Regions from separate parts of the Mus musculus genome. Here region 2 is linked to region 1. A link is a loop called in an ENCODE intact Hi-C map of the cell type or tissue named here. Cell type or tissue: left cerebral cortex. All regions are shown on one strand. Links, peaks and the distances in the headings refer to the core of each region. The heading gives the core; the rest is flanking DNA.

Region 1 (12,682 bases), core at 5,587-9,586:
GCTCACCTCAAAAGTAACTCACTCTGGCATTTTTGGTTGAAAACGGCTTTCAAAGCTGTAAATCTAAGAGCAGAATGAAGATGGTATTTGTTTTATAAGATTGCTAGATAAAGAAATCACATTTTTACTCAGCTTCAAATCACCTTGGTAGATAAATTTCGGTATTTGTGGAAAGAAAAGGCAAATTTATTTGTAGAATACTCACCGCTGAATTGAGCATTTCAAGACAAAATGGTTCTTTCATGCTTTTAAAATAGTTTTTAACTACTTATAAGATGTGTATTTATAAACAGTTTGTTTCCTAAGACAACAAACATATAGAAGAAAAACTCAAAAGAACAAGGAAAGACAGTCTCAAAGTCTCAAACATGTTCAGACTCTGAGTAGATATTTGTTCTTTTCTCATGGCCAATCCTGAAATCTCCCTGCTGAGTTTGACTTCTTCCAGGCTTCACAACTGAACTACAGCCTAGGGGTAGAACAATAGTATAGTACATCTGAATGCCATCTGGACCAAGCGTGAACTGGTAACCTAAGAAACACAACTCTTCTCCCCCACAGCGGACATAGATGATTCCCAGTGCTATGGTTCAATGCGTCAAATAACGCAGTGCGTTTGTTACATGGGGGGATCATGAATAATTTTCGGGTAGAAAGAGCATACCTACTGTCCAATCAAACATAAGTCTTGAACTTCTCTTCTTATTTCTCCATTTTTCATCTTTGTAGTTGAAGACTACATTTTAGACTGTGTGTGTGTGTGTGTGTGTGTGAGAGAGAGAGAGAGAAAGAGAGAGAGAGAAAGAGAGAGAGAGAGAGAGAGAGAGAGAGAGAGAGAGAGAGAGAGAGAGAGAGAGAGAGAGTTCTTGTGTGGCAGTCCATATTTAGGTTATTTTAACTCCTTTCAGAGATATTTCAAGTTGTTTACCAAGTGTATCTCTACAGCCTTTAAAATTCTCCTCTTTGTCCCTGTGGCCACCAGGAAGTGCTTGCTGCTCCCTGAGGTTCATGAAATCTTATCTCCAAGCTGGAGGCAGGGAATGTAGACACCTTAGGACTCTTGTCAGTTCCAAGCCCTCCTCATTAGATGTCTGCAGCCACCAAATGATAGTGCTAGGAATCAGGTGGTATATGTGTCCCACACATAGCTCTTAACTCACAATAAGGGAATAGTACCACAGAAAAGTTAAATAACACATTGCAGTTCCCATGAAAAAAATTAAAATTTCTTCTACTTCTCCCTATTCTCTACAGATATGTTAACCACTATGTTAAAATGTTCTTTCCAAAGTGTGTTGATTTCTAATCTACCCTGGAATCTTATGAATGTAGTGATTGAACTTTTGATTGACACAATGAGAGCGTAGTAATGAATGACAATGGAAGACTAGCATCAGTTATGCTTCCCTTGAGCCATGTATGATGGATATTGCAAGGGGTCAAGGCCCTTCATGGAGCACAACCACTAAATGGCAGGAAGGAAAAGGTATTTGAAACATAAAACCCAATGTCTGCCCCTTGAATGAGGAACACTTTCAAAAAGCTGAAAAGATCATTTACTGCTTCATCAGACAGAATGTGGAAATCACAGGCCATAAATCATGATAACTCACAGAACAGAGCATGGAATGGAAGATTATTCCATCCATATATTTTCATTACAGAAGCATTAAGCATGGGCATAAATTCAAGCATTCGACAAAACATGTGAAAAACGAATTAAAGTCTATGAGTGGTCATGAGATTTTTCTCCAACTAAATATTTAAAATGAATGTAATTACAGTGCAGATCAGAGCCATTGTCTCTGAAAATGAAAGTAGTTCAATTGAACTCCAGAATTTAAAATTTTCAAATATTAGAAATGGAAGCTGTAAGCACTGTAAGAAAGACAAAAGCAACTAAATAGACCATGTTAATCGACACAAGAAAAGGTAGTTTTGACAAGTACGGTTTCCTGTTTTTTATTAAATGAAAAACAAACATGGCAGAGTAAAAAATGTTTCCATTAATTTGTAATTTCATTTATTTATTTGTGTGTACCAAAGAGCTCATGTGGCAGTCGAAGAAAAACTTGTGGGAATTGGTTATCTTCTTCCACCACATGGGATCTGGGGATCATACTCAGGTCAGCAGGCTTGGTGGCCATGATTCTATCTACTAGGCCATTGCTTGCCCTCAACATCTCTTTTTAAGCTTTGTAAATTAATAGGAAATTGCATTTCTTCTATTCTTTCATTGTCACCTGTTCTCTAGAATCGCCCTAAGATATATTTTGGGGTCAATCACATCTCAGCTAGTTGCTCTGCTCACTCAGTCCTCATCTCAGACACACACGCACACAAAATCACATAATACACACATTTCTAGAAAAATAATCAAATATTTAGCACAAGTCTCCTAATTATTTTCTGAATATTCTGAAGAACTCTTTTAAAGTAAAGACAAAGTTCAAAATTTAAATAATACAAGAGAATTTAACTGATTCATGATTTCATGAATAAACCCAAACTCAGAGATTTAATTCTACACATCTAAATGGCTAATCTACTTAAAATAAATATAATTATTATAAGTAACCTTTGAAATGAATATCCTAACTGCAATACTATGAAAACTCTAATAATTAATAAATAATGATTATACAACATTAGCATAACTTATAAGCTTCTAGTAACCATGTTTAGATATCAAAATGTCTATTTACTGGTTATGAAACAACTTGTACACAAAGAAATAAGCTAAAGCAGCATTAAAACCATAACACTGAATGAACATCCATATTATATTGATCATATTGACAAAATTCTGAAAATCACAGTCTGCAAAATCTGAAAACAATCCTAGCTCTAGTGGGCTTCTTACAGATGCATTCACAGACTCAAGGTAAATGCATTTTGATTTCCAACTGCATAGCTCCAATGAAAACAGTGCCTGACAAACACAGAAGTGGATGCTCACAGTCAGCTATTGGATGGATCATAGGGCCACCAATGGAGGAGCTAGAGAAAGTACCCAAGGAGCTAAAGGGGTCTGCAACCCTATAGGTGGAACAACAATATGAACTAACCAGTACCCCGGAGCTCTTGACTCTAGCTGCATATGTATCAAAAGATGGCCTAGTCAGCCATCACTGGAAAGAGAGGCCCCTTGGTCTTGCAACTTTATATGCCTCAGTACAGGGAAACACCAGGGCCAAGAAGTGGGAGTGGGTAGGTAGGGGAGTGGGGGGCAAGGGTATGGGGGACTTCTGAGATAGCATTTGAAATGTAAATGAGTCGATCCATCCCATAATTAGCCTCCAAACAATGACACCATTGCAAACACTAGCAAGCGTTTGGTGCAAGGACTCTAATATAGCCGTCTCTTGTGAGACTAGGCCGGGGCCTAACAAACACAGAAGTGGATGCTCACAGTCAACTATTGGATGGATCACAGGGCCCCCAATGGAGGAGCTAGAGAAAGTATCCAAGGAGCTAAAGAGATCTGCAACCCTGTAGGTGCAACATTATGAACTAACCAGTACCCCGGAGCTCTTGACTCTAGCTGCATATGTATCAAAAGATGGCCTAGTCGGCCATCACTGGAAAGAGAGGCCCACTGGACAGGCAAACTTTATATGCCCCAGTACAGGGGAATGCCAGGGCCAAAAAATGGGAATGGGTGGGTAAGGGAGTAGGGGGGGGGGTGTGGGAGGCTTTTGGGATAGCATTGGAAATGTAATTGAGGAAAATAGGTAATAAAAAAAATAAGAAAAAAATAAAAATAAAAAAAAAGAAATGTAAATGAGGAAAATACCTAATAAAAATGTAAAAAATAATTTAAAAAAAAGATGAACTTATTTTCTCAATAGTTGTTAGAGTAAGTTTGCAGATCCAGGGTCTACTCCAATTGTGTTGTTGGAATCACAGAAGGCAAGAAGAAGCCTTATAATGCTAATTATAAAAAGCTTTTCCCCTTGGATCATGGACCTTCATTTAATAATTGAATTCAGGGGAAAAGAACACTATCACAAATCCCAAAAACTGCTGACAACCTCTGTGTCAAACACAATGGAAACTGTGAACCTTTTCTTTTAAACCTCATGTCCAATGTTACACCTCGCACCATCCCTTAGGAGGCTGAACCTGGGGGAACTTACTCCAGCCCCAAAGTCTTCCTAAACCTGCTGAAAGGACACAATCTAGAATCACTTGGGGAGAGAGTGTCCACAAAGGATTACCCAGGTGACTTGGTTTGTAGGAATAACTGTGAGAGGTTGTCTTGATTTCCCTAATTGATATGGGAAAGCCTAGTCCACTATGGGCAGTACTATTCTCTAGCTTGAGGCCTTATATTATACAATAGTAGAAACGACTCTGAGGGCTAGGTATGCATTCATGACATTAAATATGATATGACCTGCTATTTCTAACACCTATTACTGTGACTTCCCTAAAGCGATGACATATATAGCCTTGGAGATAAAATAAGCCCTTTCTCCCCTAAGTTGCTTTCGATGAAAGTATTTTTCATCTCATCTCTCACTAACTCATCTGCCTGTTCCCTGAAATCCTGCCCATGAACAACAGGCTGCCTCTCACAAAAGACACTCTTCCTATCCTTTCTTGATTTTTCTTATCCTCGTGTGCAGTCCTTTGTTTCTGCTAGGCTAGCAGCTACACCTACTAATGTTTTCATAATTCTGTCTTCATTACAATGTCCATGCACGCTTACCTACTCCTGAGGAATCTCTTCCTCTTTGAAATATTCAACAATAGGTCTTTCTGGCTTGTACTGTTAATGGACCATTTTTAGCTGATCTCTACAATTTCCTTCACTGCCTGCTGCAGTAATAAACAGCAGAATCTCAATAAGCCTTTATTGAATTGAGGAATCTGTTATGTAATATCCTTCTTCCACAAAATCAATCTATGCCTCTGAACAAAGCAATACCATTTTAACAGGAGATTACAGCAACCAAGTTTGATCTTGAATATTTCACTTTCATTTATTGCATTTTAAATATTAATAACAATCTGACATTAAATATATATGTGTATACATATATAGTGTCTCCAAAGGCACTCAAGCCACCCTAAACTACTCTGATGCTACCTGTGAAAAGTCAGAAACCATGTCTACTTTCTACATGGGAATCCAAGTATCCACTAACTAAAACACATAGAAATAACTCTAAGACCAGAAGAGCTTCCGCACTACTGAAGACAAGAAAAGTAGAAAATAGAAAGCTTTTTCTCAAGCAGCTTGTCATGTGCTTGAAGAAGAAGAAGAAGAAAAAAAAGGTAACACAAGAAACAAGAAAAGCATATGTTCTCCTAGTGTTTCTATGGTTGGTTTATGGCTTAAAATAGACTGAGCCAGATTCCACTGGGCTCCCATTGGAGGCAGATTTTTGACTGCTTCAGCTAACAGTGGTAAACATGGTTGTCTTGCAGCTTGGGGGCATTGCACTGAGGACCTGGCCCATTCTACTGCTGCCAGGAAAATTAAAGAAATAATGAGGCTAGAATCAGTACAGAATGTCATGAAAAAAACAACAGGATACAAGCTCATGTTCAAAGAAAACACAGATATTGACATTATAACCCAAACAACAAACCTAGGAAGAAGACAGACAAGGTTTGAGGGCAGACCTTAGCATGAACAGCGTGGAGTCCAGGAACCAGCATGTGGGCTCAGGAAAGAAAAATGATGGAGATGGTGGATAAAGAAAACAAAAATAGACTTAAGACTCAAGGGTTAGACAAGCCCAGAACCCAGACTATACACAACAGTTACAAAGATCTGTCTACATTCAACCAGAAGGATTTGGCTCTGCCCTCTTCAATCATTGATTCTCAGCCATTCCTAAAGACGACCTCTTTAGGTCTATATGAGGAATTCATGTGTAGTCTAACTACAGAGGAAATGCTTGTTTATCATAGAAAAACATAAAATTCAGAAAAATACAAGTATGACCAATCATATTATAATTTAACTTCATTTCTGTTATTAATTCGTTCATCGCTGTTTATTCTGAGCTTCTAGGTACAGTACATTGACTGCCCTTAGCTTTTGAGGAGTCACTGTGAACAACTTATATAAAAGTTTCTGCCACTAATAACTTATATTCTATCAGGAGATAAAGGTGGTAAAAAAGTGGTAGAAACAAATGAACATGGCAGCTTGCAAGAAGGCAACCAAAACTGCAGGAAGATGAAGGGCCATTGAGGATGGGTAGATGATGAGAGGTGCAGGACTAGGCAGAGGAGTAGCACAGACCACTATAGCATTCACAGCATGTCAGATTGAGAGCACAACATTAGCAAACTGATATATTTTACATCATACTTTTAATTTTTACATTTAAAATGTGACAAGCAATCCCCAACCCATTAAATATTAATTTACAGTATGGTTTTTAATGACTATGGAGAATTCCAATTTATTAGACACCATATCATTTAACTGTTCTGTTCTATGAGGCAATTAGATTTTTCTTGTTTCTGAATATGTGTGTACATGTATGTGAGTGCCTCTGTGTGTGTGTGTGTGTGTGTGTGTGTGTGTGTGTGTGTGTGTGTGTGTGTAACGAGAAAAGTAAAAATATGAACTTGTACAGAATCAGGAACATGGTGTTCAGTATATCAATACTTTAATACACAGGTCAGAAGTTTTACAAATGTGCTCCAATTCAGTCTCTCTCTCTCTCTCTCTCTCTCTCTCTCTCTCTCTCTCTCTCTCTCTCTCTCTCTCTCTCTCTCTCTCCCCTCCCCCTCCCCTCCCCTCCCCCTCCCCTCCCCTTCCCCCTCCTCTCCCCCTCTCCCTCTCCCTCTCCCTCTCTTTCTCTTTCTTGTTAAACTTTTCAACCACCCACACTTGACAATCTTTCATCAGCCTCACAGAAGTGCTCTGGCTTTCCCATCATTCTACCATCAAGTTCTTTACAAAGCAGAAATACTTTCCATAGTACAGAGGTCTTCCTTAAGTGCCTACATATCACAGAAACTGGTACCAAGAGGAACTAGCAATAACTACCCACTAGATTAATAAATAACAAAAAATTGCAGAGTATTCATGAAGAATTCTGCCTTCCATCTAGCTTTAGGGATGCCTGGAAATGTTTTCCTCCCACTGAAGCTTCCTTCTGCAAACAGGAGTGAGTCATATCTCAGACATATTTAGCACCTTCCTTGCAAGGTGTCAATGCATCGCCGAATGCCTTTAAGATACTGGAAACCACCGTGCAATCTGGACAGCTAAAGAATACTATTAACAACTGAGTAAACGGTAGACAGCCTGTAGAGACAATGCAGAAAACACTTTCATTGTTGTCTCTCTTTCTAGTCATGTCGATGTGACAACTACATAATATTTTGGTCTTGAAATTTAAGCAAGAAATAGATCTTAATAGTTTATAAACTACTTATCTTAAATTCTAGTCATAGCATGGTTAAACCTCGGCTCTTGTTTTTAAAAGAAACATGGTATACTGCCACAAAAAGAAGAAAAAGGACTAAATAAGACTTATACAAAGCTTGGCAAACAAGAAAAGGCTGAACTCCGAAAAGAAAATGGAAAATGTGAACAGAATACAGTGACCATTTATCATTTGAGATGGTTCATTATGGCGACATGCTACTGAATAATAATAGTTTCTCTGTTGTGGCAATAGGACATGCTAAGTTGTGAGCACTGTCTTTCATGCTTCATCAAAAACCTCCAGTCTAGTGCTAACTAGAAGTAAAAGTAATCTGAAATATTCTTCCTCTCCAATGCAGCCTTAGGAGAAGGAGGAAGCAAACATCGTCTTAGCGTTTCAAGTGGGAGGATGCAGACCCTGAGAGAATTAGTACCGTTTCTATGGATGATTCAGTTGGTTAGCTCAAACACTCACTCCAAAGGAACTCAGCTACAAGGCAATGTGGGTTTGAAAGTCCACACTGGGTATCTTAGTTTAAGTCTTTTCGCTATGTATCTGCTCTATCTTGGATGACTAATACTGATTGCCAACTGGGTAAGATTAGAATCACCATGGAAACAACTCTTGAATGTGTCTGAGAGGTAGTGTCTAGATTATATTAACTAAAGTGGAAAGACCCATCGTACGTATGAGATGCACCATTCTATGAGCTGGAATAAAAAAGATAAAGTGTACCCAAGGAGCTAAAAGGATCTGCAACCCTATAGGTGGAACAACATTATGAACTAACCAGTACCCCGGAGCTCTTGACTCTAGCTGCATATGTATCAAAAGATGGCCTAGTCGGCCATCACTGGAAAGAGAGGCCCATTGGACACGCAAACTTTATATGCCCCAGTACAGGGGAACGCCAGGGCCAAAAAGGGGGAGTGGGTGGGTAGGGGAGTGGGGGTGGGTGGGTATGGGGGACTTTTGGTATAGCATTGGAAATGTAAATGAGCTAAATACCTAATAAAAAATGGAAAAAAAAAAAGAGAAAGTGTGTTAAGCACCAGGATTCCTTTCTCACTGTTTCCAGTTATAGATACAATATGTCTTGCTGCCACCACTCCCCTGTACTGATAGACTGTATGTTCAAATTGAGTCAACATAAATGTTTCCTTCTTTAAATCGTCGGATGTTTTATCATAACAATGAGAAAAATAATGTTGACAACATCTTCACAACCAACCTGGTTATGCTCCAGAGGCAATAAAAAGTAGATCATTTGAAGATTCCAGCCACAGAAATGATTGTTTAAAGCTTCTCACACTGAGGACTGTAGATCCACATGGCAACTCTCCAATCTGTCATGCATGTTCAAGGAACCTATTCACAATAAAACAGATATCAGCAAGAAGGATCCCTGGAAGCAGGGGGCAGGTTGGAACAATTATGGCTCTATGAGTAAATGACAATGATTACCATCATTGTTATGTACAATGTGGTCCATACCAAGTTCAGTACTGCTTTGCCCCACCTTCCTCAAACTTCAAGATGTACTATTGAGTGAAAATTGGTTGTTCCTGCCTTTAATTTTCACATCTATACTTGGTAATTTGGTCTGATGTGACTCATACAACCAGATTTAAGTATGTAAGAGCCAGAACTTAATTCATCAGCTTCTACTATAGTGCTAACATTGGGTATTATAAAAGCAGACCTATGGTGTTCACTCTAAGGCCACTAGTGATTCATCTCTTTATCCTTCCTCTAATACAATGTTTTAGAAAAGATTAGAAATAACCATATCATCATCCTTTTAGTTAAGAATATACCATTTGTCTTTCAGTTCATTCATTCACCAAGTATGCACTGTCTATCCTGGCTAGGTACTTTTCTAGGAAACCACAGTATAGCACTGAAGGAGTAAACTCAAGCAGCTTATTATAAAAGAGTTAATAACAGGAAGCAGACAATGTATATAATCCAAATTGGATGAGTGCTATTAATATACTTTATAAGTAAGAGACGAAAGAGAGAGTAAGGGAGAGATAGGGTTTCTGTGGAGATGTTTGAGCAGGGATTAGAAGATAGGTAAAAGAGATAGCCCTATAGACAACTGGTGGAACATCCTTAGAACCAGAGGAATGGCAAGGACAAAGACCTACAGAAACACAATAGAAGAGCCAAAGAATGGCTAAAGATTAGTGACTAGAGTCAAATGAGTAATGAGAGAAATGCAAAAATGTGGAAAAAATGATGACTAAGAAATAGTAAGGTGTCAAGTACACATTTTAGATATATATTTTGAAAACACAACCAAGATTTACTAATGTATTGAAAATGAAATATAAGCAAATGAGAAAGCTATGGATGACTCCTGAACATGTCCTGAACAAAGGATGAATGGCAAGGCCCATGACTAAGATGGAAAACACCATATGCAATAGTTAAAATTGGTTGTCAACTTGATAGGATCTTGAATATCGAGGAGATAATCCTCTAGGCATGCCTATGAAGAAATTGGGTTTAATGATGTGGGAAGACCCACCATAAATATGGGTGGTACCATTCAATAGGCTGTAGTCCAGATTGAATGTAAAGGAAGGAGCTGTGCACACCTGTGGTGGTTTGAATATGTTTGGCCCAAACTGATTGGCCTTAAGATATAGGTTGGATACCCCCACAAGCTTTGTGCCACTATTGGCCTAGCATATCTTTCAGGCAGAACAGAATTCTTGAACATGGGTTTGTGGCTAGGTTGGTGTATACATTTCTCTTTTGGTAGCATGCAGAACACCATGCTATACGAAAGACACTAAAGCATAAGGGTGAAGGCCCTATGTAGGCACCAGCTTCACTTATCAGTGTTCCCTGAGTTTTTTAATCATCTTCAGCAATGGGGCCTTGCTAACTGATGGAACTTAGGTAGGATTCCTTTGTAGTGAATGTTGAAGCTTACAGATAACCAAGATATTCAAACTGTCTAAGAAAGCATTTTATTCAGTTAATGTTTTATTCTATTTACATATATATGTATGTGTATATATATGTATATATATATATATATATATATACATGTGTGTATATGTGTATGTGGTGTATGTGTGTGTATGTTTTGCCTACACATATGTATTTGAACCACATGAGTGCTTAATGCTCACTAAAGCTAGAATAAGTCATTTAATCTCCTGGAGTTGGAGTCGTAGATGGTTGTGAGTTCTCATGTGGGTTCTGGGAAATGAACCCAGGTCATCTGCAAGAGTGGCAGGAACTTCTATCCATCTCTGGCAAATGTTTAAGAAGGCTAGTAACTCTGTAAAGCTTGATCTCATTTTATTCTTGTGGCTGCGCAGTTACTGGTTATGGAAATTGATGCCAATAACTTGAGTAGAACGAATAATTGAGGTCAAGAAAGACCCTTCTACTTCAGCTTAGAGACTGAGGATCCAAGACAAATACTACAAAAGGATATATTAAAATAAAAACCTAATGTTAGGATTCTGTGACAACAGAAAAGTATTACAGCTATGTCTTACACTAACAAATCAAAATATCTTTAAACACTGAAAAAAGAAAAAATTATATACTTCTTGACCTACGAATGAAAGCTCTTCAGAACATGATAGACATTTCCCTGGAGGAGCAGCCAATACATTCAAATGACTGAGGGGGTTTCAGAGAGGACAAGGAAGTCTGTGAGGGAGCAGAAAGAGACTCCTGGCAGTGAACATAAGCCCGGGTTATAATAATGCTTGACAATGATAGAAGTCACTGCATTTAGTGATATCTATTAAGGGTCAGTGTAGAGCTGGGAGCCTTCCATTTCTATCAACATGTGATCCTAAGGAAAGGCTTAAATAGTCCTTCTTATTATCCCTACTTAAAGAGGAGGGAAAACCACATAGATGTTATGCAATTGGTGCCATGAAAAATTAATTCCATAAAGCTCAATGGAATGGATGCTTTTATTCCTGTTTTATGTATGTGGTGTGCATGCGTGTGTGTGTGTGTGTGTGTGTGTGTGTGTGTGTGTGTGTGTGTGTGTGTGTGTGTGTGTGCTGCAAAGCTATAAAAATGTAGCAATTTCATTCGATATGAAGATAAATCTCATTTTAATATACTGATAAGAGTGACAGGAGTCATCAAATGACCCACAAGCCACATTTAAATTCAAGAAGCTCTATTTCTGTTGACATTTCAGCAACTTCACCTTTCACCCTTCACACTTTATCCTTACACAGAGCTAAGCCCAGCATCAGCCCTGTGCATCCCTGTGTGCCAGTTCAAGGCCTCATGTTCCCCCTTCTGCCACGCTGTGCCTCTCCACATACAGAAGCTCATGTAAACCCCTCGGGAGACCCAAATAACAATCTTAGATTCTAGTACTAAATAAAAGAGAGGCAGGATGGGGTTAGACAACTGGTTCTCATGATGATTCTGTTTTAATCTCCTTATTTTCCAACCTCTGTTTCCTCACTTATTTAAAACAAAAGAAGTGAATTGAAATCTCAGGTCCTTGGAGCTGGAAGAGGCCTCACCAATTCAAAGCATATTTAATGCATCTATCAAGCCTAAGTATGTCAAGTACCTTCACAGATGCTAAAATATTCTAAAAATAACAGCACAATGATAAGTTTGTTTTGTTCCAATGCTCACTCATAAATCAGGTTTTCAAAGCTAGACTGGCACCTTCTCCAGGAGAGTGTTGTTAGGGATAGTTTCCATGTGACACCACAAAATTCTTTCTACCATTAAAGGATCTAAATGCAGTAATGAACACTAGCAAGGCAAGTATCCCCTAGGTGCCATACCTGGGCATCTGAAGAAACTTTCAGTCAAGGTAAGTCTAGAAAACTAAAATGAAAGTGAGCTGGGGGGGGGGGGGAGGAATACTGAAGCAGAAGGTGGAAGCAGAAAAGAACAGGTGTGCAAACAGAGAGGAGATGCACAGAGAGGAAGGAGGGTCCCTGTCCTTGATATTGTCTAGTCTTTTTATCATAGCAGAACTCTACCACCAACATCACCCACACTTCAGGAGGCCTGAAGGGCTCAGGAGCCACACAGAAGAAAGAGGCAAATGAAAAACAGAGGGTGTAGCCTCTGGGTCTACATGAGGCATACAACCCAAAACCCAGAGTCTATAAAAGGTTTCTTCTAAAATCAGTTTGCCACATCCTACCATCCTCAAATCAGGGTGCTCTCTTCACTCATACAGAGACTTGAAATGCTCTATCTTAGGTTGAACAACGCCCTATGCCCATGCTCTAGGCAACACACATCATGGGTCCCATTGA
Region 2 (12,682 bases), core at 4,089-8,088, 88 kb after region 1:
AAGAAAACTGGAGAATTGTTGTTTTCTTTTCCATGTATTGAGTACCTGCCATACAGAACACAGGCTACAAACATCTCATTTAATGAGCAAACCCCAAATGTAAAAACCTTAATAAATTGATTCATATTCTAGATGAGAAACTAGAATCTAGAGAATCGACTTGCCTAAGATCACAAAAAGGAACTGTACAGATTTGAACTTTGGCCAATCCTCAGCAGCTCCAAAGCCACAGTCTTCAGGTCACTGCCTCTTCATTGCAGGCATTGATTCCCACGTTTTCTGATGATCTCAGGTCTCTCTGTATCTTCATTATAACAAGCTTCCCCAAATCCACTAAATTGAATTTCACTTTAAGGATTATTCCTCTTTTTTTTTCAAAGCTTCCTCTGTTGTGTTCTTAAAGCTGGCTTGTTGCTTTTCTGTTAATACACTCTATGAATCCCATAAAATGGGATTTTGAAAACTACTGTAAATTGCTTTAGACAAATGGTTCTCTAACCCTATCCTGCATTTATTTTTTTTTTCAAAACCCTGACCTCAGCTTCTCTTGCACCTGGGCAGGTCCTATTTACTTACTCACAGAAGGGTTGGCTTAAGCCTATGTGCCATCACACAATAAATAATGTCTCTAGGCCTCCTGCTCTATGACTGAAAGAGCTGGTCCTAAACTGTAATGATTCTGTAAAACCCACATTCCTGCCCCACCACACACAGCATCTACTCTGCACACCAAACAAGGCTGCTCATTATCATAAAACCACCAGGCACATCTTGGTAAAACCCACCCTGGCCTACAACACAGCCCACTATACAGGCTGTGCCAACAAGACACACCCAGAGGCCCCGGTGGTTCTGGCTCCCAGCCACACAGTGAAACAGACATGGATGTCTCTAACCAAATCCCCAAGTGGAAGGGGGGAAAGGAGGCTCATTTCTTCTGTGATATCAACTAACCCTTGAAATCTCAAGTGGGAATCAGCAGAGAGTTAGTAATTTTGATTTAACTCCTTGCTGAATGCGCCACCTTCAGAAAAGCCTGTAGTCAGAGTCTAGGGAGAGAGACGTGTCTGTTAGGCAACACACAAAGCTGGATACAGAAGGGCTTCAGTTCTCTTGTGAGTTCCTGGGCAGAGCCTGTCTGTAAGCTCTGCAGTTCAGAACCACCAAACTAGCCCCAGCCCCTCAAATACAATCTGCTAAGAGTTGGCCTTGCATACCCCAAAATCCTGAACATTTTCTGCTTTGGCCTACTTCAAACTTCACTTCTAACTTCTTCCAATTTCCCTAAATACCCTCTGTAGTGGCTATTCCTGGTTACTATATAGAGACTACCCATAAGTTCTGTGACTCTAGAGAACCCTGACTAATACACCTTCTTCTTACTCTCCAGCCCAGCCTTATTCTACATCATTAGCATCTACAGTAGGCACTAAGCTGCTATTGGATCCTAGCCTCTTCTGGTCAGCTTTGGAAATGCCCAAGTGGGGTAGGGAGCCTAGACTAGCTAGTGCCAGTCCACAGATTGCCTAATATCATTGCCCAGTCTGCCCCAGCTCTAAGAGAGAGAACCAGAAAAGAGCATCCTTTTCAAGGGTTGATCACACTCTACCTTGGACTTCAGGTATCATTATTTTTATGCTCATCCAACTAGTCAGTACTAGATGGAAGAAGGGAAAGATTGGAGACCATGAGAGGAGATATCTAAGAAAGAACAGTAGGGAGGCACTATCATAGGTACCAGCTACTTCCAGTGGCATAGCATTTTTCTGAGATCTCAATTACTTCTGGCAAGAAGTCAAAAATGTATTGTCCCCATTATGCACACAAAATTTATACATGGAGACTAAGAGTTGGGAGTCTAAGAAGAGATCCAGCTGTGCTAACAAACCCAGAGCTGCCCATCTCCGAGTTATAACACGCACCCTGTCCCTACATTGTCCCCTTTTTATAGTTTTTGAATTATCTAGTAGAAAATCTTTATATAATGTGAGCATATGCACTTTGCTCAATGAATGCATGAATGACTGTCCCCAGCCTTCACTTTTATGTTCTGAAACCCACATTCTTGATTTTATCCACATATTCTTCTTCAACTTCCCTGCAAAGTGCCTTGATAAGAAGGTAACTATTATCCAGGCAGTGGTAGGACATGCCTCTAAACTCAGCACTGGGAAAACTGAGGCAGGCAGACCTCTGAGTGGGAAGACAGCCTGGTCTATAGAACAAGTTTCAGGACACTGTGAGATACACAGAGAAACCCTGTCTTGGGAGGGAAAAAAAAGCTAGAGAGGGGGTGGGAAGAGAAGAGGAGAAAAGAAAGAAGTTCATTGTCACATAGGAAACTTATTTAAGTTATTTACAATGTATTTTGGGCTACTAGAAAAAACTCTGGATGTACAAACATATAAATAACAAGTGCTGAAGCAAGTCTGATAAAGCCCCATTTGTTATCTTGCTCCATCCTGCTCAGAAATAGATACCAATACAATAAAGTAATGGAAATCAATGTCCTAGAACTCCAAGACATTTCTCCAACCCTCAGAACTCCAAGACATTTGCTCAATTGTCACTTCAAGGAGTTTATGTTGAGAAAAACAAACAACAACAAAAAACAAAAACCAATCTATGGTGGAGGCTAGAGAACAGCTCAGTCAATAAGAAGCTTGCCTGCCATGCAAGACTGGGGACCAATAGGTCCCCAGGATTCACAGAGAACTCAGGCTGTGGTGGTGTGTGTGCACTTGTAATCCTGGTGCTCGGAAGACATAGACAATGGAATTCCTATCCAGCTACTTCCACTCACCATCTAGACAGCCTAGCCTAATCAGTGGTGGATAGCTCCTAAGAAACAACACCCTACCTTGACCTCTGGCCTACATATACATGGGTATTTACATACATGTTCACTCCCATTCACATGTACATGGGAGGGGGTACTGGGAATAGCAGAGGTTCTAGGTGGGACCAGGCAGATGTAGATTTAAGCCCAGCTCTAGCATCCAACCTTACACAAGTATCATCTCCAAAACTTTCGTTCTCTCACCTTTAAAGTGCAGATAATAATAGTACACATAGCCCAAAGTGGCTGTGCAAACCGCATGAGCACTTCATGTCCCGTGCTTAACACAGCATTAACCAATTTTATAGTGGAAAGAATTACATTGCAATGAAATATAATGAGAAACCTTCAATGAAGTATCCGACTTTGCAAGTACTACCAGAGGTACTAAATTCACTGAATCTTTGCCACTGAGTATTTCTATGGTTATAGTGATCTTGATCTATACTGAAAGCAACCCAGGCAATAATTATAATAAACACTAACAGAGATACATACATATGTATGTATATAATTTACTACCTGGTAGGCATTCTTCTCAGCACTTCTATAGACAGCACTTTACACATGGCTGTGTAGAATGTACCACACAGGAACACCCAGCAAAGAGGTAACTGGCTCTGAACTCTAATGTGCTATGTGTTTGCCAGGTTTAACAGCCTGGCCCAGGAGGGTCAATCACACATGAAAGGAATACCCAAGTAGTAAATTGTACAAGGACAACTCATGTGCTAGCAGCAGCACCATTAAAACATATTGGCCAATTTAGCAGCAAGTATCCACGCTAGGCATGGTGGAGCTTGCCTGTAATCCCAGCCTTCTGGAGGCTTAGGCGGGAACAGGCTCACAAAGTCAAGGTCAGCTTCAGCTGCACTAGGAAGAGCCTTTCTAAAGAATGTTTTAAGTATATGAAAAGGAAAGACAAGAAAAGATCATTTCTGAGGGTACCCTAAAGCAGAATAGGCGATGTTCACAAAACTATCAGTGAAGATTGCTGAACTAAGCTGTGCCTTGGGAATACAAAAATCAATCCGTATAAACAGACAGCTCCCACCTACCTACTGTGCTTTCTGCTTTCCTCTTCATCAACCCAAATGTTCTTGGTGTGTGGAAATAAAGCAAAGGAGCAGATGCAACCCCAGGATAACCAAATGTTTGGTTTTTGCATTGCCTCGAAACAACAGAAATCGCTGTGCCGCCTGTGCCTAAGTGACAGGTTCACAGTTGTCATTTCCTTACAGGTGGCATCTCCCAGATGCAGGTCTCTAAAAATGACTCGCAGGTATAAAGAGCCATTCATTTCCTGCACCTTGGGCAAGCATCCATAATCTTTGTCAGCTTGGGGTTCTTGGCCAAAACTAAATCACTGTGTTCTGCAGCAAGCCGCGTGTCTATCATTTTGGCTGAGGCTCAGCTTCGGTCTTGGGAAGGGGAAGGACAGGCTGAGAGGTGCCAAGCCCTTCCCTAGCTGGAGGTTAAAACCTCTTCTGGTTCTAGAACAGCATTCCTTTGTACAAACAGGATCTGCACAACTCTTTGATATGCCAGAACCCTAAAAGCAATCCAAAGAATTCCGCTTAATCAGGGGGAGATGATAATAAACAACCATCTATGGCCCCTTCACAGTTAAAGTTAGTCCTTTTATTTTGTTCCTTAGCCACAGCGTGATCTATACCTTCATTAAAAAACAACAATCATATCACCTTGCCTTCAAATCACAACATGAGGACATCTGAACTTGATGTTTGTAACGTTTCTGAATTCAGAAAGGCTCTGCTAAATAAGAAGAGAAAGCCCTTTGTGAGAACTGGGGTCTCAAGGTGCTAACTTCTGTTACCTTAGCCGATGTTTCAGTGCAGAGTAGAAGTGCTTAGTTTCTCAGACTAAATTAAGTCTCACTGAAAACCTGAAATTTTTCTCTTATTTATTTGCAAACAGTATGACGATATTGGGGACAATAATGCCCATTTACATATACTGTCAGTGCTTCTTTTACCAAATAACAAGATATATCTAGGAAATAAAGACACCTTTAAGTTGTCCAACAAATATTCTAAAGCCCAACTAACTTCATTAAAATCAGAATATACAAGAGTGTTTCAAAACCCGTAGCTGGGAGTGGTAGCTCAGGGACCACTGCAAGGTTGCAGCCAGCCTGGGCTTCATACTTGAGGCTCTAACTTCAACCAAACTTCTCACACAGAAGATACCCTGAGTGCTACATTGTAGAATGTAACAAGACATCTTAAAGGCAAATTTTAATGTAGCTCCAAGAAGAAAAAGAGGCAGAGAAGAAGAAGGGGAGAGGGTAGGGAAGGGAGGAGCTCCAACTCGCTATATAAAAAAGGCAATTCATATTATTTTAGTCCTACAAGTATCCGTTTAGAAGAAAAAGCTATTTAAAATACATTGAAAGATTAAGTGAAAAAAATCCACCAAAAACAGATGGACAAACACACACACACACAGAAAGAGAGAGAGAGAGAGAGAGAGAGAGAGAGAGAACATTAAATTCTACATCTGAATTGTATATTTATTTCCTAAATTTAAAAAAACCTCCATATTTGAATATTATAATATAAAAAGTTTTTAAAAAAGCCAAATTTTTAAGTCTCTAAAGTTATGTTTTAAACCACATTGATTCCATCAAAGAGGGGGCTTTCACTGATCTCCAGGCCTTTTATAGTCCTTTTTATATGCACGTCCTTCTCTGATGAAGAACGTTCAAGTTCTTTGCTACTGAAAGGACAGAAGGATGGGAACATATGACAGCCCAGGGTAATCCAGTGTACCAAGGAGGCCCCTAGTGGCAGAGCCACTACTCTGAGACCTCAGCTATTACAAGTTTTATAAGACCACTTTATCATGAGGCCCAAATCAATAGGTAATAAAGTCTACCTGAGCTCAGCCTCTTTAGTACCTCTGTTAGCCTTAATATATGGTAGGGCTATAATTTACAGTCCCAAGGTCCCTTCATCAGGAGTACACGAAGAAGGATGTGAGCTGAAGAATAACTTCATTGCACTGTAAGCTTCAAATCAGTAAAGGTGTAGGAAGTCCTTGCTGCTTGCCATTGAATGGCACAGGGTAAGCAAGAAAGGCAACAGCCACTCACAGCTTACTGTTTCTTCTTTGGGTGTGGCATCATCTTATTTAGCACAGAGCTGGGAAACAGGGAGACTGGGAAGTCCACTTCATCATCCCTAATCCTGATGATGGATTCTCAACCCAAAGAAACCCATGAAGCACTGCCTACTACCATTCTCGAGAGAGCCAACATCCAAGCAGGGAATATTATACAGGAAATCCGATGGTCTTCAGTGGTAATGACCTCATGGATGGATGCATAGATGGAGCATGAATCAACAAGCAAAAGATCACATAAAAGAAGGAATTATTATTGTTAATGCTTTAAGTGTCAAAGCATATCTAAAAGTATTTAAGAGAGGCAAAGGATAGCATTTGGGAGGGGTCTACTGTATCTCTGGGTGCTTAGAAAAGAATGTTATTTCACTCTGTCAAGTATTGTTATCAAATGAAGAATCTTGAAACCATTTAATATGTGACTGGCCCTGGGTCATGCAGCTAAAAAGTAGGATGAACCTCTTGGATGCCAGTTCTCCGAAACAGCAAACACAATCTCACAATGATGTAAATGGGTGAATCTAAACAATGGATATTTTTTTTCTTTGAAGCTCGCTAATATGGCTTGCAACTAGATATAGGAGATCTGAGACAAGAAGATGGAGAGAAATTAAAGTAATATCTCGTAATTTGGAGTGACAGCAGGTGTGTCCCAATCTGCAAAGTTCAAGCTTGACAATTACACCGTGCTAATTATTCAGACACTAATCACACAAGAAAACCTCAGTGCTTTAAGTACGTTCATGATTTTGTCTTAGGCTGTTTTAATAGCTGTTCTTCACCCTACGAAGCTCACTTCCTGAGCTCACCCTAGTGAAGCACATTGGACACATCCATTAGGTAGTTGATTCAATGCAGAGGAGTGATCATATATGTATTAGGTTCCTACAATGGGAATTGCCCATCTCATATTTTCTGGAAGCTCAACACATAATCCCTCTGTTACAGCAATCCCTCTTCTGTGTGTTCAGGTGACCTTTTATGCCTAGAGAACCAGTTACTCTCTGCCTTACACTTCTGTTTCCAAGTTTGTTAGACTTCTCTCCACGCAGCAGAACCCATAGTTTATTAATGCTCAAGGACCATAATAATTGGAGCTCTCTTGAACAAAAAGTGTCAACACAATCCAATAAACCCCGTGGAATTGCTAGGGTTTACTAGATATTTAAATTCTTTATAAATATAGAATCGTAGTTAGTTGTCTTTAATGACATTTAAGTCAAAACTGTGCCAAGTCGTTGCAATCTGAATAAAAAATGGATTTTGCAAAATACAGCCATCCGATCATTCATTACTACTTCATTTTTAGCGTCCACTGAGGATATGTACAATAGTGTTAACGTCTTTTCCTCCATAACTTCAGAATCACTGACGACAGGGGTACAGGTGCAGGAAGTGTGGCGGAAACAAACAACTTTGCCTTCGCCCAGCACAGCTTTCCTTTTCCTCCAGCCCTCGGAATGCCCCACTGCACCCCTAGACCATTCCCTGGAAGAGCTTCTCCCCGCCCCTGGCACATACAACTGCATGCAGTCACATGCAGATGTGAAGACCCTTGGGATCCAGAGAGTCACCATCGCGGCGGCACAATGCAGGGGAGCGTGCTGCCCACGGGCCACCCTCTTCATCACAGCAAATACAATCCAAAAACAGCAAACTAGAGGCACCCGCACATATGCCAAGGCTACTTTGAAGTGGGGTTTCTGGAGAGTAAGCCAACAGCTGGGGGCTCAATTACCGCTGAAGAAGCTGAGCTGGCCGTGGGGTGCGGCACGGGACCCTCGCGCGTCCACCTAGAGACACCGATCCCTCCACGCGCCTCGCAAGGGCTACAGAGGGCAGTGATTCCGGAGTCCTCAGCCCTAGGACAGCAGTGGTCTCTGGAAGCCAGCGGTGCAGGCGTCCTCCCGGCTGACAGAGAGCCACCCTGAGGTCGAGGTCGGGGGCAGTGGCGCGGACTGGAAAACGGCAGCGACACGCCCGCACATAGCGGGCCACACCCGTCCAGCCCTCAGGGTAGGGACCCCGACTTACCCCAGGCAACACTGCAGACAGCGGAGCCGGATCCCTCGGCTACGCTGCTCCCCTGCTGCCGCTGAACTTTCCCTCCTGCGAGGCGGCCCTGGGCTCGGCTCCACCTCCAGTTCCAACAGCCGCTGAGCCTCCAGGGACCCGGAGCAGTAGGGGGAGGGGGAAAGCGGGGAGCGCGGGCTGAACAGCGGCCAAGCACAGCGCCGGCCTCCGAGTGGGAGCCCGAGGAGCCGAGAGCTGAGAGGTGGGGGTAGCGTGGGCCTCAGGGCTGGGGTCGTGTATGGCTGCAGTCATCTAATTCCTCCAGGGCCAGTCTGCAGTGCGTCCCCGCTCCAGGTCCGAGCAGAGCAGGGTGCCCTGGTTGAGAGACTGTCACTGCAGGGAGCATGAGTGGAGAGCAGGGTCTCCTGTACCGTAGAGACTTCAAGTGTGATTGATCACCAACATCAGAGAAGTTGGCGATAGAGACTAGGGCACTGTTGGAAGTTGCGCCCCAACAGAGAGGGGGCATCTATCCTACAAGTTCGTCCCCACTCCCCAACTCATCCCCGAGGCATTTGCGCTGCTAGGACTGTCCTAATGGCTTGCCTCCAAAACTTCTTACACTCTACTTGAGAGAATTAATAAGATAGTCACTGTTTTGGGTGCCCTGAGTTGTAGTAATAAGGCCTTCAGTAAGAAGCTTTTATTTACAAAAGATCAGAAACCCCTTTAACCCTTCAGCCCCAACTGTGGCTAAGCGATGTCTGTAAGGACCTCTAGCGGCCACATCCCTACATCAACTCAGCTGAGATTCGTGGAAAAATAGAAGAATCCGTGTTTGCCAAATCACAAAACATACAGTGTAATTTTTCTAGCTGCATCAAAGTACTGCATGATAGGAAGATAACAAAGAGTTAACACTGCATAGATATGCACGTACATATGTGGACATCAGTTATTTCTCACAGATTAGCTCCTAGCATCCTCAAAAGGCAATCATATGGCAATTTCCATTTGCAGATGGACGTCACTAGGTGGAAGTCAGGGTTTTTTGATTTCACACTTAGTAGGTAGTCGGGCAACTTCTTCAGAGCTTTTGTCCTAACTGCCACTAAAGCATTCCTGTCTTCATCTACTGATAGGTTCTTCTAGTTCTGATTGCTTTCACCTACTGAAGTAGCTCTCATCTCTTTACTCAATGGTGTCTCCAGAATCATGTAATAAAGTTATACATAGGTTTTAGTTTGGAAAAATGGGCTAGAAATTCTGAGTATGCCATGGCCCCAGCACAGACATGCCCTGCAGGCTATGTGAAAGATAGAGAACATACTTTATATCTTGCGTGCGCCCGACTCAACCAGCAAGAATGACGCTGCAACAGGATCCTTCTGCACACGTTTATTGGGAGAGCTTGATTGCAGAAGCAAAGAGACCCCAAGCCCAGAACTTGTGCTGCTTATATAGGCCTAGGAGAGGCGTGTCTCACACCCAGATTGGTTATGCACTATACCTCATTTGCATGTTCCTCATCTGATTGGTTACTCTCTCTTAGTACCTCACAGAGTCTCATTATCATACCTCATTTGCATGTCTCACATCTGATTGGCTATACTCTCAAAACCTCATTATCATGCCCGGGCCAGGCAGTATCTTGGCAAAAAACTTTACTGCATATGTACACATTGGTTGTTTGTCCAAACTTATGCATGGTGGCCAGCAGTAGCCAGCGCCACTCTGCAACGGCACATGTGGCTTCCCACATTTATAGATACAATAATCTCTATTACTCTAAATAGAATAAAGAAGGGGACCACTTAAGGGTCGACTGTGGTTCCTTTATGGGTGTTTAGCATGTGGAGGTGCATCAGGTCACCACTTTCGAACGTCTCCCACTTGGATATTGGCTCTGGGGTATTGCAGGAGATACCAACGCATATGCCAGTGTGTCACTGCATGCCAATTGAAAGCCAGTTTTCCGGGACCGGTGTCCTTCTGTTTTTAATAGCTTCAATAGTATATGAAAAATAATTGAATTGAGAAAGTGATAACGCAATTAAACTAAGTAACAGCATCATTAAGAGAAGATACCTTTTCCTGGGTGAACAAGAGAGAAATTTACAGTGGATTATCTGCTCAGGAAGTTCTCTTACAGAGTTCTGTCATGTGGACATTTTATCTCCATCATCAGGAGAGGCAGCCCCCGACAAAACTGAACAGTGAAACTAGCAGAAAGATGGATTTCCATGCATGCCCTAGAGCCAAGGACCAGAAAGGCTGGGCAGAACACTAAGCCTAGATGTAGTTTCTGTTTTATTATTTAGAGACTCAGTCTCATGAGTCCAGGATGATGTCAAACTCATGGTAGCCAAGAACCACTTTCAACCTATGATCCTCCTGCCTTGGGCTCCTGAGTGCTATGATTACAGACATTCACTGTAATGAATGTAAAGGTCAGCGTTGGATGAAAAAATTAAAAAGGAACAAAAAGAGAAGACATTTTGTGTGGCCTCCTGGGAACTAGGATTATAGACATAAACCTAGCCTCGCTAAAACCAGTTTCTAAGATTTACTACCAAAAAGGAAAAATTTACTACTTGGATTTTAGCTTGTACCTGAAATGTTATAGAGTTAAAATATATTTCATAAGCATGATTTAGAAATTAAATTATGCTGTTTGAATTTTCAAGGACATACTAAAGATATGTTATTGTCATACTGCCAATGTGGGAACAGTAAGGAGACACATAAACAGGTTTCGAAAGAAGTGAATGGACAACAGCAGTGTGACTTAAAGTAGAAAGCTTTTGTGTTTATAAAAGGCAGGTGTGCGTATTAGACCTGTGTGTGTGTGAGAGAGAGAGAGAGAAAGAGAGAGAGAGAGTGTGTCTGTCTGTCTGTCTGTCTGTCTGTCTGTGTCCAGACTGGCTTGAACCTCACTACATAGCCCAGAGTGGCCTCAAACTTGTGACAATCCTCCTTCCTCAGCCCAAGTGTAAGCATGTGAGCCTAAAGCTCACACCTGGCTTTGGTGTGCTAATCACCTGCTTAAATAGATACTGCAGAGCTGTTAAATGCTGAGTACAGAACTACTTCATATAATCCTAGATCACATGTCTCAGATCACCAGGGTCCTTGAGAAACTTGATCCAAGCCATCCAGGAGATATAGCAGTTGTGAAACTCATTCATTAAAGCTCAATTGCTTTTCTTTTGAGAGCTCCACTGAAGTTGTGTTGACTCTCCCTTCAAATCAGTTCCACTAATCAGGGTTATCTGATTCTCAGATCACAGAAATGTGCTGTGTAGTCAGCGGCGGGTCATTAGATGTAAGGCGTTTTCTGTTCAGAGATTAGAGATTAGCCAGTTAGTACTGTTGTAGGCGGAAGTCATTAAGATAGGGTCTAATTATATTCTATGCAGTCCACTTTTTAAAACCTTGGAACTATGAAATAGAATTCTAAATAAATTTTCATGTAAAATGAATAAAGTAAATAATGTTTGAACCAAATAAGTAGATTCTTAGGGAAAGTTTTATAACTCAAATACAGTATGGGCTGAACTAATAACTGTTGTCTGAATGGGAGACACTTAAAGTTCTTTGGGATGTCTCCATAGTCAGATCTTTAAATGCATGAACCACAAAAACCATTATTTTGGCTGGACATGGGCAAGGTAGAGTCAAAGGATCTTGACTTTGAAGCCATCCTGGGCTATCTAACAAGTTCAAGGCCAGCCTGAGTTATACAGTAAGATGCTAACTTTAAAAATTAACAATAAGCCAGGACTGGAAGGCAGGTTACAGGGAGTGTACTTACCCAGTATGCGCAAGGCTTGGTTCCCAGCACCCCTCCCCCAATTAATGAATCGGTTGTTTTACAGTATTTACATAAAATGTACATGATTCATGCTTTTCTTTCTAGCTCAATCCCGGAGGCTTGAAAGACAGAAATACCCCCTCCCAAACTGCTCTTTTCTCCATATGACAGACCGGAGCCATTCTTTGGGGTGACACTTCTGTCAGTGTAGGTAAGACCTCAAATAAAAGCTGGCACACCCCTTGCTTTAAAGGTGGCTCTTTCACCCTATCCCTGTGCACTGCATGGCCTCTCACTTTGGAAAACACGAAAAAGTTGCAGAAGGTCATTCAAAAAAAAAAAAAAAAACAAGATGAGTAGAACGCCAGGAAGCAGTTCACATCTGCCTGCATCCTTCAGTTCACATCTGCCTGCATCCATGTGACACAAACCCAGACAAGCAAGCACACGCATGGGATGCTCAGAGCAGGGGCTTTCCTTGCCAAGGTAGTTACATTTGCTCACCAGTGTTCAGAAATCTCACTCACCCAAGGCCTTTAATCATGACTAGTAACACTCATTTTCTTCCCTTTTTTTTCTTCTACATTTCATATTACATCTTAAGTTATTTTGTGAGCATGCTAACTATTTCCTTTTAATTTTTGTTGCATTTATATTTGTTTGGAGTACATGTGTGTGCATGTGAGCCACAGTGCTCATATGGAGATCAGGGTACAATCCGATAGAATCACTCTCTCATTGTACTCGGTGGGTCCTGGGGATCAAAATTAGGTCATCAAGTTTAGTGGTGGGTGCCCTTACCTGCTGAGCCATCTCATTAACTCTCATTTTCAAATATTAAATATTATTTTCTCTTTGATAACTCATATCTC

What was found. A loop is a pair of places that touch in the nucleus more often than their neighbours do. Peaks named below come from ENCODE experiments on the same cell type or tissue, not always from the same donor. Only the 100,000 strongest peaks of a DNase experiment are listed, where the experiment ranks them.
Region 2: a loop joins it to region 1, with 6 times the contacts of the local background. A loop is called at or near these places in 4 of 42 quality-filtered maps.

Annotation. Positions count from the first base shown.
Region 1 is chr8:68,637,165-68,649,846 of GRCm38, forward strand. Csgalnact1 (chondroitin sulfate N-acetylgalactosaminyltransferase 1) reads right to left here. Exons shown (of 10, transcript NM_172753.5): 2 at 8,635-8,771. Among named protein-coding and RNA genes, the nearest start is that of Csgalnact1, 92 kb to the right of the region's middle. In left cerebral cortex, for the core only: no CTCF peak of the experiment used is centred there; DNase peaks (open chromatin) are centred at 7,165 and 7,840; H3K27ac peaks cover 636 bases.
Region 2 is chr8:68,727,009-68,739,690 of GRCm38, forward strand. It overlaps Csgalnact1 (chondroitin sulfate N-acetylgalactosaminyltransferase 1), which reads right to left and starts at 8,138. Exons shown (of 10, transcript NM_172753.5): 1 at 8,018-8,138. In left cerebral cortex, for the core only: a CTCF peak has its summit at 5,657; DNase peaks (open chromatin) are centred at 5,648, 7,266 and 7,474; H3K4me3 peaks cover 1,310 bases; H3K27ac peaks cover 852 bases.